2 separate regions of the Homo sapiens genome follow, and region 1 is linked to region 2. A link is a loop called in an ENCODE intact Hi-C map of the cell type or tissue named here. Cell type or tissue: CD14-positive monocyte. All regions are shown on one strand. Links, peaks and the distances in the headings refer to the core of each region. The heading gives the core; the rest is flanking DNA.

Region 1 (7,707 bases), core at 1,390-6,389, 180 kb before region 2:
GGCAGTTATGCAGAGAGGACAGGCTGTAATGCATGTTCCATGGCCATCCCTTGACTCGGTTGCACCCAAAATGGACATCCAACACAAAGAGCCCATTTTGAAGGCTGGCCAGAGGCTGACCAAGGGTCCTAGTAGGAAAATTTCTTACCTCTGAGATGGCTGTTTCAAATGTTCTCATCTCTCCTTAGAACTCCTTCCCTTTCTCATTCCCATCTGATGATATTGCTTCTCATTGATTGTAGTGAGAAAATAGAAGCAATTGGAGGAGAACTGATTTATTCTCTCAGAACTGAATCTCTGCCCCTTGGCCCTGCCTTCCTTCCTGTTCCCAGGGATGAACTGGACCTGCTCCTTGCAGAGGAGAGCACTTCACCAGGGCACTGGGACCGTGTCCTCTTGCCACTCTGGAAAACCACTTCTCTCTCTCCTGTATCATGACATACAACTGTACCTTTCTTCTGGATCATTCTCTATGCAAATGAGCTCTAACCTCTCCATCTTAACAACACAACAACCTTCTCCCTTGAGGCTGAGCCCCTCCCTGCTCCCTTCTCACTGCTGTGCTTCCCTTTACAGCCACACACCTGGCCTGTCCTCACTGTTCTGAAAGTGCACTCATCAAGGTCACCAGTGACTCTTTTGTTGCCAAATGCAATGGCCAGTTCTGAGTCCTTGGTTTACCCAAACTTCAGCAGCATTTCACCCAAATGATTACTCCCTTTTTGAAAAACTGTCTCCACTTGCTGTCTTCAGTGTGAGAAATAGACAATAACCAATATTAATACCTTTATAACATAATGTGAACTCCATTATGGTGAGGGCTTTATTTCATTTACAGCTATATTCCTAGCATCCAGAATGGTGCCTGTTACATATAAGGCATGCAGTATATTTGTTGAATGGATGAATCTGGATCAGAGGTGAGCAAAGTGCAGATCACAGACCAAATCTGGCCCATTGCCTGTTTTGTATATAAAGTTTTATTGGAACACAGCTATCCTCATGCATTTGTGGATTGTACAAGGCTGCTTTCACACATCGGCAGAGTTGAATAGCTGTGACAGTGACTGTGTGACCTGCAAGGGCAAACATATCTACTATCTGGCCTTTTACAGCAAAACTTTGCTGACCCCTGATTTAGATAACTACTTCAACTTCCACTACATGCTGTGTGGGCAAGACCCTGACCCCACATGACCAATGAGAGAAAGTTCACATGGAAGAAACACAGCTGCCTCTTTCACCAGGAGCATTCTCAGGATTTGTCCATGGCCAAGGGCTGAGAAGGACTCTCTATGTAAATATAATAAAAGGGTATGGGGTGAAGATGGAAGCAAAAAAACAATTAATCCGTATTAATAAGAAAAACATTCCTGTGCAACCATTTTATATCATGCACTTTGCATATATGTTTCACTGAATGCTCCTATAATCCAGTGAGGCAGGCACTGTCATTTCCATTTTGCAGATGAGGAAATGAAAGCAAATGCAAGTTAAATGTTTTGCTGAAGGTCACAGAGCTACAGAATATCAGAAAAGGGGTAGCTGATGCCAGTACCAGGAATAGACCCTTGGGGCAGGGAGCAGCTGTGATAACCACAAGCACACACAGGGTTGTGATGACATGCAAGTGCTGTTCCCAGTCTGCCCATCTGTCTTGGGAAATCAAGGCCTAGGAAGATGGACTGACTTGCCCAAGGCCACCTGGCCGTGGTAAACGGCACAGCAGGACTTGATCTCACAGTCTGGCTTTAGACTCAGTTCCTCACTACTCTCCTGTAATGCATGACAGGTCCTTGATGAATAGCCGTTAAGCAAATAAACGAATTTGAAGGCAAATTTGTGGAATCCCAGCCAGTGCCTCTGCCTCCACCCTGCAGAGGCCACCCTTCTAAGGTTCAGAGGGCTCAGCAGCATCTGCTTAGAGTAGAGCTGGCAAGAAGGGGGAGGTGTTGTCGTAGAAATTACTAGAACATTTCAGGATTTATTCATTCTCTGTCTACATTTTTGTCTCTCTTGGGGCAGTGCCCATTTCCCTGGGGAAACTATCATTTCAATAACTGGTGATAACATCTGTCTTTAAACTTGTGAACCACTTGTAGAGATGTATTTCAGAAGGGAACTAAGGCTTCCGGTTTTAGGGCAGTTTCTTCCAAAATCATTGAAGTTGCTTTCTTACTCAATCCTGGCTACAGGTTTGAATTGTGCAACAAAATGTATCCCCCAACAGACTACTGTACAAATTATGCCCTCCATTGGGAGGTGAATTTTTTTCCCCTGTCAAAGTTACTTAACTTAAAAAAATTGGGATTTGATGTATTTCTCTTTCAAAATCAGATAAAGCCATCAATTTTATGTACATTTGGCCAGCTCTCAAGAGTGGGACAGGGGTATTCTAGAGAGGAAGCATTCTCTGCTCAGTAAGGCATGTTTTCGATTTTCTGGTTGTGGGGTAAAATTAATGATATCTTTCCTTCTGTATTAATCAACTCAGATTGCCGTAAGAAGATACTATAGATTGTGTGGCTAAACCAACAGACATGCATTTTTCACAGTTCTGGAGGCAGGAAGGTGAAGGTGCCAGCTGATTGGCTTCCAAGTAAGGCCTCTCTTCCTGACTTGCAGATGGCCGCCTTCTCGCTGTGTCCTCACATGGCCTTTCCTTAGTTTGTGCATATAGCAGGGCTGGGGTGGGAGTTGGGAGTGAGGGAGAGAGAGAGGAATTTCTCTTCCTCCTCTTATAAGGCAACCAATTCTATTGGGTTAGGGCCCCACCCTTCTGACCTCATTTAACCTTAATTATCTCCTAAATGCCCTATCTCCAGATACAATCTCACTGTGGGGATTGAGGCTTCAACATATAAATTTTGAGGACAACACAATTCAATCCCTCTCCTGGGACCCTGAGAACCATCCCATGTGACCTGATACTGTGAAAGTTTGCAAGCTGACTGCAAATATTGTTCAATCTGGTTTTGAGACCATGATTAACATGCTTCCATGTAGGAAGATCCCAAACTCTATTCTTTAGTTTCAAGTCCTTGCACACATGAGGAAAAAATTGTGTGCATTGTGCAGCAGTTAGTAGTTTTTCTGAATATTCCATACAGTAATAATAGCTTTGCTTAAAAGGTACCAGACACCCTACTACACCTTTTGTATCTCTAAGCATTTTGTATTATCTTTTAATCCTTTTCACAACCTTGTGACAGATGAAACAGTTATTATTATTCCCAGTTTATGGATGAAGAAACTCAGGTTTAGATAAGCTAGGTAACTTGCTCAAGAGAACACAACTAGGAAATGACTCAATTCAGGTTTGAACCCAGCACTGTGTAATTCCAAGGTATTCTCCTAACCACACTCCGTGTCTCCCAGTTGTTGATGAAACGTATACTTCCAAATACTTCATTCCACAATCATCAGGAATGATGGTTCAGCTTAATGCTTTAAAATTAACCTCTGGCTGAGAAGAAGTTAATTCAGTTTGGTTTAGTTCTTGCTTTTATTCAGATTTATCTTATCCATGTATTTTGGTTAGTAACCATTGAGGCAAAGGGATATTGCTCTGAAAAGCCACTCCTAACTTAAAACATTTTGCTTTTATTAGAATGTCAAAAAGGTTTTTGGTAAAAGACACTTCTAAAAAAAATCAGTGGAGAATGGTAATGGTGCCATTTCCCATTCTGTAATTTATTTTAATGACTGTCTTCTCTCATCTGTGTCGAGAGTGTCCTAAGGCAATTTTATGGGTTTTTTTAATTAAAAATTTTGCTCACTTTTCAGAAACCAAAAGAGAAAACTATCACAGAAAATGTTTTTCTCTTCTGTTTGTTCTGTGTTTCAAGTACTATGTTTCTATCATGATTAAAGTCATTTTTTTTTTGTCAAAGAAGTCCAGCTGTTTGAACCATCTGAACCGGAAGAGTGGAAAGGAATTGAGGTGTTTCTCCCTCCTTCTAGAAAGTTAAGGGTAGCAGAATTTGAACACCACAAGCCTCAGAGAGAAGTGACAGAGGTGAGGACAGATGACCTAATTGGTTATTCCTAGTTATTAGAATTAGGCGGCTTATCTCTTTTTTCCTAAATGTTTATACCTATGGGAGAATTTTCCAGCTTCCTGGGAACACAATTTTTTTTCTTTCTCGAGAGAGATAAGTGTGTTTACTCTCTGCAGTATCTATTCAACTGCAAGGAAGTATTGCAGGGCAGAAGCAAGCTCTTCAATACAAAGCAGCTCATTTCAAAGCATCCAGGCTTACTTTTGTTGTCTGTGCCTATTCATCCTATAAACTGCTCTTCATCAAAATAGTTAACTCTCCCCTGTTCTGCCCCCATCCACTCTTGAGAATGAGGGGATGGCAGGAAACCATCAATACAAAAATCTATGTGGCAACAACAACCATTTGGCCTGTTGAGAGGTGCTTATGCAGAAAGAAACACAAGAAAACAAAGAGGAAGTGTGTGAACTTCTGACCCTCTTTGCCACATGCCATTTGGTGGGTGGGTGGCATGAGCAAGCATCCTGCAGTGGGTGTTTTTATGGGACCAAGTGACAAAGAGCCAAACAGGGTGAGAACTCATGAGTAGCAAGTGGAAAACTACCAAGAGCTGTCCCATCACTCCTGCAACAAACTTCACCTCGCTCAAGGGAGGGTAGCTGAGGCTCCCTTCTCCAAATCCTGCAAGACACAGGCACTCTGATGGGGCCAGCTCTTCACTGCATGGGAGGGCTTTTGTTGAACAGTGAGTTTCTGTGCCCCGCTCCCTTTTTGGCCCCTTTTGCCCAAGTGGAGTGACACTTTATCAATTGGGGGGGCAGGCAACGAATAGAGGATATTAATGATTGCTAACGGACCCCCATCTGCTGTTCCGCCTGCAGCTTTTATGAAACCCACATTTTAAAATTAACACATGGAAAAGACAGTCTTAGCTCAAAAGTGTCAGCTAGGAAAGGAATTCAATTGATCCCCACTCTGTAGTTGTCTGAGTGGATCTGCTAAATGTGGACTTGCAGGAGGGCAAGAATTGTTCTGAAAACTGATATGAGAACACAGGCCAGCCTGTGCAGTGGCTACATCAAGGAATTCCAGAAGGTTTTACCTTTGGATTTAAATGTTGGCTTTAGCATTTGGTGGAAGTTTTCTGGGGAGATGAGAATATGATAACTCAGGGAGGAACAGTAAAAATTGGCTGAGGACGGCTAATGCCCTGGGGTTAGTGGTTTGCGTTTTCTTAGAACATGCAGGAAGGCAGGGGGCTTTTCTAGAAAGCACTCTGGGTCTGAAGATGTGAGAGCTGTGATTGAGCTGGGTTTAGCCTTTATTGTGACACTCTGGGCAAGAAACTTAACTTTTCTGAGTGTCTGTTAAAAGGTGACAATAAGACCCACATCTCTCAAACGAGACAGTGGGTGAGAAAGTGATTTGTAACACAGGACATTACAATAAATACTACATAAATTTTTTGTATAATAAAACTTGTAAATAATGTAGGCTGTCAATGCATCCGTTTGTTCAAGGAACATATATCTACAAGGAGCTGTTGATATACAATAAATAACAGACTCAGTCTCTGTCCTCACAAAGTTTACAGTTGACACTCACACGCAAACACAAAAGTCCTTTAAAGTGCGGTAAGTGCTATGATGGGTAAATAAAGGCTTCATAGAAGTTTATAAAGATGACGCCTACCCTGGTCTTGGGAAATTTCCAGGAGGCTTCCAGGAGGGAGTAATGTTCAAGCCAGGCTTAAATGCCATCTCCTCGGTGAGGACTCTCATGTACTGCTTAGTTAAAAACTTAACCCCTTACCCTCCTGTTTTATTTTTCTTTAAAGCACTAGCGCTATCTGATGCACTCCCTGTATTCACTTGCTGATAGTTTGTGTCTGTCTCTCTTAACCAAAGTGGAAGCTCATGAAGTGAGATATTTTTCTGTTTTGTTTTCTACCGCATCCTCTGCGCCTAGGATAGGTTATGACACATAGCAGGCACTCAAGATATGTTTGTGGAATAAATGAATATAAAATGTAAGTGTGATTTGGGCAGCCAGGAGAGCTGGAAATAATATTCCAGGAGCAGAAAACCATAAGCAAAGACCAGGAGGCCAAGTGTAGGTGGCTTGGTTTGGCTGGAGTATTAACATGTGAGGGTGGAATATGGAGAGATCAGACTGGGGAAGTAGGTAAGGCCAGATGGTGAAGGGTCTTGTAAGCCAAGTTCAAGGGCTTGGACCTTATTCTGAGGGTTGTAAGGACAGTTGAAGTATTTAATATGGAAGTGATAAGATCTGAGTTTCCACACAGCTTGGGACAGGGAGACCATGGGGAAGCTTCTTTCCTAGTCGAGGAGCAAGACAATGATGACCTGAACTAGGACTATGGCAATGGGGAGAGGGATTAGAAGGGATTGGAAGGGACAGGCCCTGACAGTTGATTGGCAGTGGGGAATGAAGGTGAGGGAAGCTCAGTGATCGGGTGGAGGCAATTCAAGTGACCTCATGGGTGGTGGTCCATTCATGGACATGGGGAAGACAGCAGCAGAAGCAAGTTTGGGATGAAGATGATGAGTTTTCAGTGTGGAACTTTTAGCTGAGTATGTTTTGTGAGCGTTTCTGTGTGAGTCAGTCTAGAAATGGCAACTGAAGCCATAGATGTTTGGAATTTTCCAGCTAAGAGAGAAAAGGAGTAGGCTTAGGAAAAGCCCCAGAAGACACTAATGGCAGAAGGATGGACAGAAGGAGAGAAGCCCAAGAAGGAATGTGGGAAAAAGATTTCGAGGGGGTCTAAGGAGGACCAGGAATAGATGGTATCGCAAGGAGAGAAGGGCTTGCCAGGTCAAGTTAGATATAAAAGTGTTATGGGTTTAAAATGTGTCCCCCAAAACGAAATGTGGAAGTTCTAATCTCTGGTACCTGTGACCTCATTTAGAGGTCATGAATTTGCAGATATAATCAAGTAAAGATGAGGTCATGCTAGATTAGGGTGGGCCCTAATCTTATAAAAAGAGGGAAATTTGGACACGGAGACACAAGCAAGGCAATGTGAAGACAGAGGCAGAGTTTGGCATGATGCCACCATAACCCGAGGAAAGCCAAGGAAGGAGGGCAACCACCAGGACTAGGAAGAGGCAGGGAAGTCTCCCTCCCGAGAGCCTTCAGAGGGAGCGTGGCCTTGTCAACACCATGATTTTAGACTTCTGGCCCCCAAACTGTGAGACAATATGTTTCTGCTGTTTCAAGCTACCTGGTTTGTGGTAATCTGTTATAGCAGTCCTACAAAACTAATACAGGAAGGGAAAGTATCCACAGATGTAGCAACAAGGAAGTCATAAGAAACCGTGGTAAAACTAGCTTCAGTCTAGCAGTGAGGGAGACTCAGACTGGAGAGGGTGGTAAAGCTAATGACAGGGGGAGAAATGGAGACCAGGTCTAAGCAAGTCTCCCCAAGCCTGGCTACGCAGGGAGAGAGAGAAGTCTACAGTAGCTAGAAGATGTCAATGAAATCTATCGAACGATCTACCAAATGATCTATCTATCTATCATCTATCTATCTATCTATCTATCTATCTATCTATCTATCTATCTATCATCTATCTATCTTGAGATTTTTTTTTTTTTTTTGAGACAGAGTCTCACTCTGTTTCCCAGGCTGGAGTGCAGTGGTGTGATGTCAGCTCACTGCAACCTTCTCCACCTCCCGGGTTCA
Region 2 (7,707 bases), core at 1,743-6,742:
AGAGGCTCAGGTGGGAGGATCACTTGAGCTCAGGAGTGGACTCAGTGACTGCTATGACTGTGCCACTGCACTCCAGCCCAGGTAACAGAAAAAATGAAGTCACCCCATCTCTGGAAAAAAAAATTGGGATGCACCTGAAATCAGTTCTGACTCTGATCTCTGAATCTTAATCCATTTAACTGCGAGTTTCCTGCCATCCAACTTAAAGTATTTTCCCTGTGTCAGTGTTGGAGGGGTGGAAGTGGGAGTGGGCAGAGGACAGTGTATGTGTGTGTGTTGAGAGGAGGAGGAAATACTATAGACATTGAAAAATCACGTAGAACTATAGCTTCAAAGTATTTCTAGTAGAGGACACCTTTCCTTTTTTGTATTGTCCTTCATAGAATACCAGTATTTACCTACTGTGAACAGCTAATAAGATGTGTGTATGGAAGACTGAAGACAGTCTGAAGATGCATCTCAACAAGGCCTAAGTCTCCCTTCCTCTGGGACTGTCCGGAGTGCTAGTTCACTGGGCTCCTTGCTCTGAGGCTGGTGGGAACTGGATTTCAGGACACAGGCTGACCACACAGGGAGCTGTACCGCAGCCCTTCCAACTGGGACTCCCCTCGGTTCTCACACTGTGGCAGTAGTGGGTTGGGAGGCTCCAGGCACGGGGAGGGTAGTAGGATGATGAGGATGGTGGTTGATATGACAAAGGACGAGTATGGGTTTCACCACAGAAAACCACACAATGTCCTAATTCCTATTAACTTCTGCACCTTGCAGGCCTTTCTTTAGCTGCTAAAAGGCTGTCGGTCTTTGCTGATTTGCAGAAAGGTGCACGCTCATGATGAGGTTTTCAATTCAGGTGGGAACTAGACGAGCAGGTAAGGGCCGCCTGCACGGAGGGTCCTTGTCTCTGTGGAGTTTACGGCATTCGTGGTTTTCCTCGGAAGGAGCTGCTTGTGTGGTGAATTCTGCTTTGAGAACTGGACTTTCCAAGTGCTCCCATGGCAGGGGACAACATTTCAGAGCTCCCTTTTCACTGTTACAACAAAAGAAGGCTCTTCCTGTGTCCGGTGAGACCCCTGAAATACGAGTCATCCCCACTCCTGACCCACTCCCAATACCTACCAGCTGCTCCTTGCTTTAGTTTTAGAATATCCCTTTTGACCTTCTCTCTCCCTTTTTGTCACTGTCGTTTGACCCTGAGTTTCCCCTGCCCACATCCTGCCTACAGTGCTTCATGTTGCTTTAAATGACTTCACAGCCCCTTGCTCCTTTAAGTGATCTAAGCTGAGCTGGGTTAGCAGGGCCACTTTCTGTGTAGCAAGGGGACGTCTAAAGGCTGCAGCCCAGCTTGGTTAGCTGCTCTAAGGGGACTCCAGTCTTCCTCACCCCACCAGGTGCCCCAAAGAGCAAAACCAATGTTTCTTTTCATCCATCACCTTTTCCTCAACAACACCAGCTAACATTTGTTAAGCACTTACTCTCTTTCTGGCCCATGTGTTTATGAGCCTAATCCTGACTGCAGCCCTGTGTGGTAGGTGCTTCAGTAAGCCCCATTTGTTAGATAAGAAAATTGACTCCTGGCCGAGGTGCCCCATATGGAAGGTGGTAGAGCTGGGGCAGATTCCAGCCCAGGCGCCTGGCTCTTGGCATGAGCAGCCTACCATAGCACCAGTTCTGTGGTTCTTCCCTCTGAGAAGCCTGTATTGAATTGCTTTTCTTTAAGTTGTATTTTGTGTTTAGTTGAAGTGCCCAATCCTCCCATTCAGTTTTCAGGGGAGGCAGGTGTGGTGGTGGTGCACACCTGTAGCCCTAGCTACTCTGGAGGCTGACGTGGGAGGATTGCTTGAGCCTAGTGAGCCGTGATTGCAGCTCTGCACTGCACTGCACTGGCGGGGTCGCAGCAAGATCCTGTCTCCAAAAAAAAAAAAAAAAAAGTTTTAAGTGGTTTTCATGGTGCCTCAAGGCTCTTCTGCCTGTAGGACTGACTGCTGTGCAGGGCTCTGGCCCTGGAGTTTAGATTAACAGCAGGAAGCCTCTTGTTTACATGGATCCACATGGCTGCAGCTTCCTAGCCAAGGGACCTCAGGACAGTACAAGGTTCTGTTCCTGGTTGACGCTCCAGTTGGTGCTGGGTGGGCCTCAGGTTGCCTCAGTTTTAGCTGTATGTTTGAAAAAGTGATGCCCTAATGATCCACTCTAGAAATAAGGCAGAGAGAATCAGGAAATAGGGTTTTTAAGTTGCTCAAACATCGCTCCATAGATTATCACATTTACTCCTTGGGCAGGTTTTTTCTTTATTTTATTTATTTATTTATTTTGAGACAGAGTGTCGCTCTGTCTCCCGGGCTGGAGTGCAGTGGTGCCATCTCGGCTCACTGCAACCTCCGCCTCCCAGGTTCAAGTGATTCTCCTGCCTCAGCCTCCCCAGTAGCTGGGATTACAGGCGCACGCCACCACGCCAGGCTGGGCAGGTATTTTTATTATTAGCCCCGTTAAAAAGTTTTTTATCGAGATGAAATTCACATAACATAAAAGTAACCATTTTAAAGCATGCACAATCCAGTGGCACTTAGTACCTTCACAGTGTCATGCAGCCAGCTCCTCTATCTGGTTCTAAAACATTTTCATCACCCCCAGAGGAAACCCCATGCCCATTAAGCAGTGACTTCCTATTCTCCCTGCCCCCAGCCCCTGGCAACCACCAGCTGTGTTTTGTCTCTGTGGATTTACGTGTTCTGGATATGTCACGTAAATGGAATCACAATATTTCATCACATATTGTGTGTGGCCTTTTGTGTCTGTTTTTATCACTTAGCATGTTTTCCAGATTCATCCATGTTGTAGCAAGTGTCGTAATTTCCTTCCTTTTTTATGGTTGGGTAATATTGCATTTTCTTCATTCGTTGATGGACACTTGGATTGTTTCCACTTTTGGCTCTTGTGAATAATTCTGCCTTGAACATTTGTGCACAAGTATCGTTTTGGGTACTTGTTCTTAATTCTTTTGGGTATATGACTAGGAGTGGAATTGCTGGCTCATAGGGTAATTCTCCATTTACCTTTTGAGGATTTATTAGCCTCTTTTTAAAAGTGAGGAGTCTGAGGCTCAAAAAAAATTATAAGTTGTCTAAAGTCACAGGAGAAGTATATGACGGGCCTGGCGTGGTGGCTCATGCCTGTCATCCCAGCACTTTGAGAGGCCGAGGCAGGTGGATCACCTGAGGTCAGGAATTCGAGATCAGCCTGGCCAACATGGTGAAACATCATCTCTACAAAAATACAAAAATTAGCCAGGCATGGTGGTGAAGGCTTGTAGTCCCAGCTACTCAGGAGGCTGAGGCATGAGAATCGCTTGACCTCAGGAGGTGGAGGTTGCAGTGAGCTGAGATGGTGCCACTGCACTCCAGCCTGGGCAACAGAACAAGACTCCATCCCCCCCCAAAAAAAAAAAAAAAAAAAAAAAGAGGAAGAAGAAGTATATGACCCAGCCAGGATGAGGAACTGGAGTTCATACTACCTTCATTCAAGGGCCCTGACTGCCGGGAACAGCGTTCATTCACTCATCAAACATCTTGTGAGGGCCAGGGCTGCCTTTGTGGCAGATTTAACCATAGCTTTCAGAAAGGAGCTTCCTAATGCAGTCACTCCAGGAGCAAATAAAACAAGGGGCTATTTTAAATCAAAAATCAACACGACTGGCTCACACATAAATTCCATTAAGCCAACACTCTATTTGAACACGCTGCTGAGCCAGGCGTCTTGTCTTGCTGCATCTTTTAACTTGAAGGTGGGCATTTCAGCCTGCACAATAAGGTCCACTCCCCTTAGTTCTAATTTCCTGCCACCTTCTGCATTTCTTGTTCGACCCTGGGGGTGGGGGAGTACTGACTTGGTCCTGAATCACTGTCGCGATTGGGATCTGTGAAAGTCACTGCAGAAAGATAATTTAAGGGGTTAAATGTCAGGGACAGGAGAGAGTAAGGTCCTGGTTTTAGTTCCGGCTTAACTGGGGGATGAGGGAGATTAAGAGGAGGTGAGGGAGGGGGCAGGGTTTAGCTTGATAATCTTATTTTGCAGTGGTTTCTGGGGGGATTTTACGATGAAGAGGTAAATTCTAAGGTTTGCTGTCGACTGTTTCCAGCTCCCTGGCGCACTTTCCGTGCAGCGAGGGGACGTCCAAAGGCTGCAGCAGAGCTGGGTTAGAAAACAGGCTCCCACCCGCCCTCTACTCCCCTCCCTGGCCCCGCTGACCTGATTAATCAGAGCCCTGCAAAGCCCACTGAGGAGGGCTCCTGGCTAATCTCATCTCCGCACCCACGCGGGGACAGACACCTCCGCTCGGCCAATGAGACGCAATTCTGCAAACTCGGCTGAGCGGTGGAAAATTCCATGCTCTCGGCGCTGCCCTCGGTGGCGGCCCTGGCGGGATCGCGCGCTCGGAATGCCGCAGCCCGGCCGCCGAGTGGCCACCAGCTGGGGAAGAGCTGAGCGAAACCGCCCCGGGGTCCAGGCGTTTTGCCACGAGTCGCCGTGCGACAAGTTGGGGTCTCCCTTGTTCTCCCACCTCTCTGCACCAAAAGCTCTTGAAGCAAATTAAAGAAAGCAGGCGATGCTTGTATCATTGCGGAGTGGGGAATGGAGCTGGGGGACAAATGGTGACATTCTCCCTCCCTCCGTGTGTGTGTGTGTGTGTGTGTGTGTGTGTGTGTGTGTGTGTGTGAGAGAGAGAGAGAGAGAAAGAGGCCACAGTCCTCCACCCCCACGCTTGCCCACCCAAGTTATAAATCCTGCCTGTAATTGTCCCCCTGCCTCCACCAGGCTTTCAACCCAGAAATCGTGGGGGAGAATGAAGGAGGCACCTTTCTAGATCAATCCACCTATGAACTATGGTGCCCTTTTAGAAGTGGCCGGTGGGTCCTAGAGAGCAAAGGGTGATGAGTTCGCAAAGGTGGACGAAGGAGACCAAGACCAGCAGTCAAAACCAATGGAGCAAGACCGGTGCCATGATTCAGAGACGCACAGAAAATTCCAGGGCCACCGAGAAGGGACACGTTGCGCATTCTGCCAGCGCAGGGGAGGAGGGGATGGAGGCGAGATGGAGGACAGGACTTTGCCAGCCAGGGAAGGGGGAGGCGCCCCGAGCCTGCGTTCCAGTCCCCGGAGCTGGGGCCGCAGCTTTTCCGCGAGGTTGGTCTGTGTTAGGAAATCCTATCTTTCTTAACTCTGTGTGAATTATGGCAATACCTCCCTGTTATTTCAGAGGATCCAGGCCTGTTTCTGCTCCTTGCAAATGTGAAAGACCCTGGTGAACGCAGTCCAAAAATTTAGAATGCGACCTGGTGCACAGCGCTCAGCTCGAGGAGACTTACAATGGTTTCTTCTGCCATCTGCATCGGGCAGGGGTGGGGAACTGTGGGCCCCAAGCTATCTGGGAGGAGGGAAGAGAAAGAAAGGGGGAAATACAGGTTCTTGAAACAAAGTAGGAAGCTTCAGCAAGAATCCACGGAGAAGCCCTGAGGTTGAGTCTAAAGCCCTGAGGTTTAGTAAACAAAGCCCAGCACATGGGACCTGAAACCTGGATGCCCCGGTTCTGCTAGTGACCAGTTGAAGGTCCTGGGGAAATCTCACCCTTCAGAGTCTTAGTTTTCGCCTCTGTAAAATCAAGGTCATAACCATTTCTGCCCCATCTAATCGAGTAAGGTCTTTAGTGAGACCCAAATAAAATAAAACTACGTCTATGAAACAGTAAAGAAGTATAGGGAACTGTTTTTCATCCATGTGCACAAGCAATGTAAAATCTATGTTGTTTTAATTCGATTAACTTCAAGAAAGAGCCCCAGCTAAATTAATCAATCAATACATATATTAATATATTCAGTAAATATTTGTTGAGCACCTACTCAAGGCCCTGGAGGGCCTTGTTGAACCCTCCAGGCCCTGTTCTGTGCCTGGAGGGATACACAGCTGAACAAAACACAAAAAGCTCTGCTCTTAGAAAGCTTAGATTGGAGGAGACCGGTGATAAAATAAATAGGAAAAATCTTTTTTTTTTTTTTCCTGTTTAGGCAGTGGTAAGTGATATAGAGAAAAAGAAAGCAGGAAAGGGGGATGGGGAAATGCGGGGTGAGAGTGCTTTAGAATAGGGTGATGAGGAGGCCTCATGGAGAAGATACTCTTTGAGCAGAGACCTGACAGGGAGATGGGGGGGTGAGCTCCATGGATTTCTAGGGGAAGAACATTCTAGAAGTGGGCAGCCAGCAAGTGCAGTGGGTCTGAGGGGAGACGGTGGCCTTTCCTGTTGGAGGAACAGGAAGGCCGGCACTGTCCTTGGAGGGGTATGAGTGCCAGGGTCAGAGGCTGATGGGGGGGCAGGTCCGGATAGAGTTTGTAGGGCCTTGAAGGTGACCTGAAGGGCCGACTTTTGCAGTGAGTGTTCCTGACAGCTGGGGGGGGGCACGACTGAAGCTCTGCCTTGGGTCTTACCTGGCCGTAAGGCAACTCCATTTTTAGCTTGGATCCTGGCAGGCAACCAACAAGCATTTATTGCAGGGCTGGCTGTGTGTTCTCGGCTGCGCTGGGAGCTCTGTGAATATCCGGAGATATAACAGGGATCCTTAGCTTTGGGGAGGCCACAGACTTGCTGTGAATAGAATTTAGCTGCAAAAGGCAGTTAGTGACCAATGCAAGACTATTCGTGTCACTCGCTGCATTGTGTGGAGGGCCTAGAAGCATGAGGGAGGCTGGGGTTTTGGGAACCCCAGGGGCAACCGGGACTATGCTGGGATCATGGTAGGTGCTTTACTTGTTTGCGAACAGACTGAGTGATTCTGAGTTGCATACTCAGGGAGCTCTTTGTGGCTAATTAAGTCCTTTTCCTACCCAGGCCCAGGTGGCCAGCAGCCCCTGGCAGCCGCGCACATGCTGCTCAGTGTTGCCAGCGCACAGCAGGGGCTGCTGCAGATGGTCCTCCAGCCACAGGGTGATAAAAGGCCTCCTGAAGAAGTAAATGACCCTGCTGGTTGCTGTGTGGAATGTTTCCCCCAGGGAAATTAAAAAATGGAATCCAGTGTCCAGGCCTCAGTCTCATGTCTTTAATAGGCTAGTCAAGATCCTGGGGCCAGGGCCTGGGGGCAGCTTCTTCCTGCTGGAGAGGCCAGTTTCCTTTCCCAGTCTCTGACCCTTCTCGGTTTTGGAATCCTGCTTGAGACCTCTCAACTCTCACCAGGCGAGGAGGGTGATCTGGGGTAGAGAAATGACATGAAGTCATTTCAGAAAATCCCACAATGCCTCATCACCCAGAATCCTTTGCGGAGCTGGCTGGCCGGCCCTGGGCTCCCTTTCAGCTGCTCTAGAATGTAGCAATGGTGGGCTCCTTTGGGGGCCATCTAGAAGCACCCTGCCCCTGGGCACCTGCCTCCTCACTGGAGGAGACCAGAGGCCACGTCCCAGCCCTGTGCTTCCAGCTCTGGAACTGCCCTTGACTTCACTGGACAGGCCTGAGCAAGTCGTGTAACCTTCAGGGACTCAGCTATGCCCACTCCAGGCTCTGTGAAACCAAGACAACCTCACGTGCTCAGTTCCTCAGCTCTGCAGGAGCCAGGCTGCTCTGGGGTAAGGAAAGGGAGAGAGAGGGATATTGTCCTATGCTTCCTTCACATAGCTGAACGTTTTATTTATTTAACTTTTTGGATAAGTAATGCATTTTATGGTTAA

What was found. Hi-C counts contacts between places; a loop is a spot of excess contacts. Peaks named below come from ENCODE experiments on the same cell type or tissue, not always from the same donor. Only the 100,000 strongest peaks of a DNase experiment are listed, where the experiment ranks them.
Region 1: a loop joins it to region 2, with 4 times the contacts of the local background. A loop is called at or near these places in 2 of 110 quality-filtered maps.

What each region holds. Positions count from the first base shown.
Region 1 is chr21:34,018,592-34,026,298 of GRCh38, forward strand. The region is part of intron 2 of LOC105372790 (a long non-coding RNA gene); the gene reads left to right. LOC105372789 (a long non-coding RNA gene) reads right to left here and starts at 445. Exons shown (of 3, transcript XR_937678.4): 1 at 149-445. RefSeq lists enhancers at 257-416, 1,890-2,069. In CD14-positive monocyte, for the core only: no CTCF peak of the experiment used is centred there; DNase peaks (open chromatin) are centred at 1,660, 2,160 and 4,500; H3K4me3 peaks cover 3,095 bases; H3K27ac peaks cover 3,745 bases.
Region 2 is chr21:34,197,720-34,205,426 of GRCh38, forward strand. No RefSeq gene overlaps it. Among named protein-coding and RNA genes, the nearest start is that of LINC00310, 21 kb to the left of the region's middle. RefSeq lists an enhancer at 5,938-6,936. In CD14-positive monocyte, for the core only: a CTCF peak has its summit at 4,368; DNase peaks (open chromatin) are centred at 2,762, 3,522, 4,382, 5,022 and 1 weaker place; H3K4me3 peaks cover 3,608 bases; H3K27ac peaks cover 5,000 bases.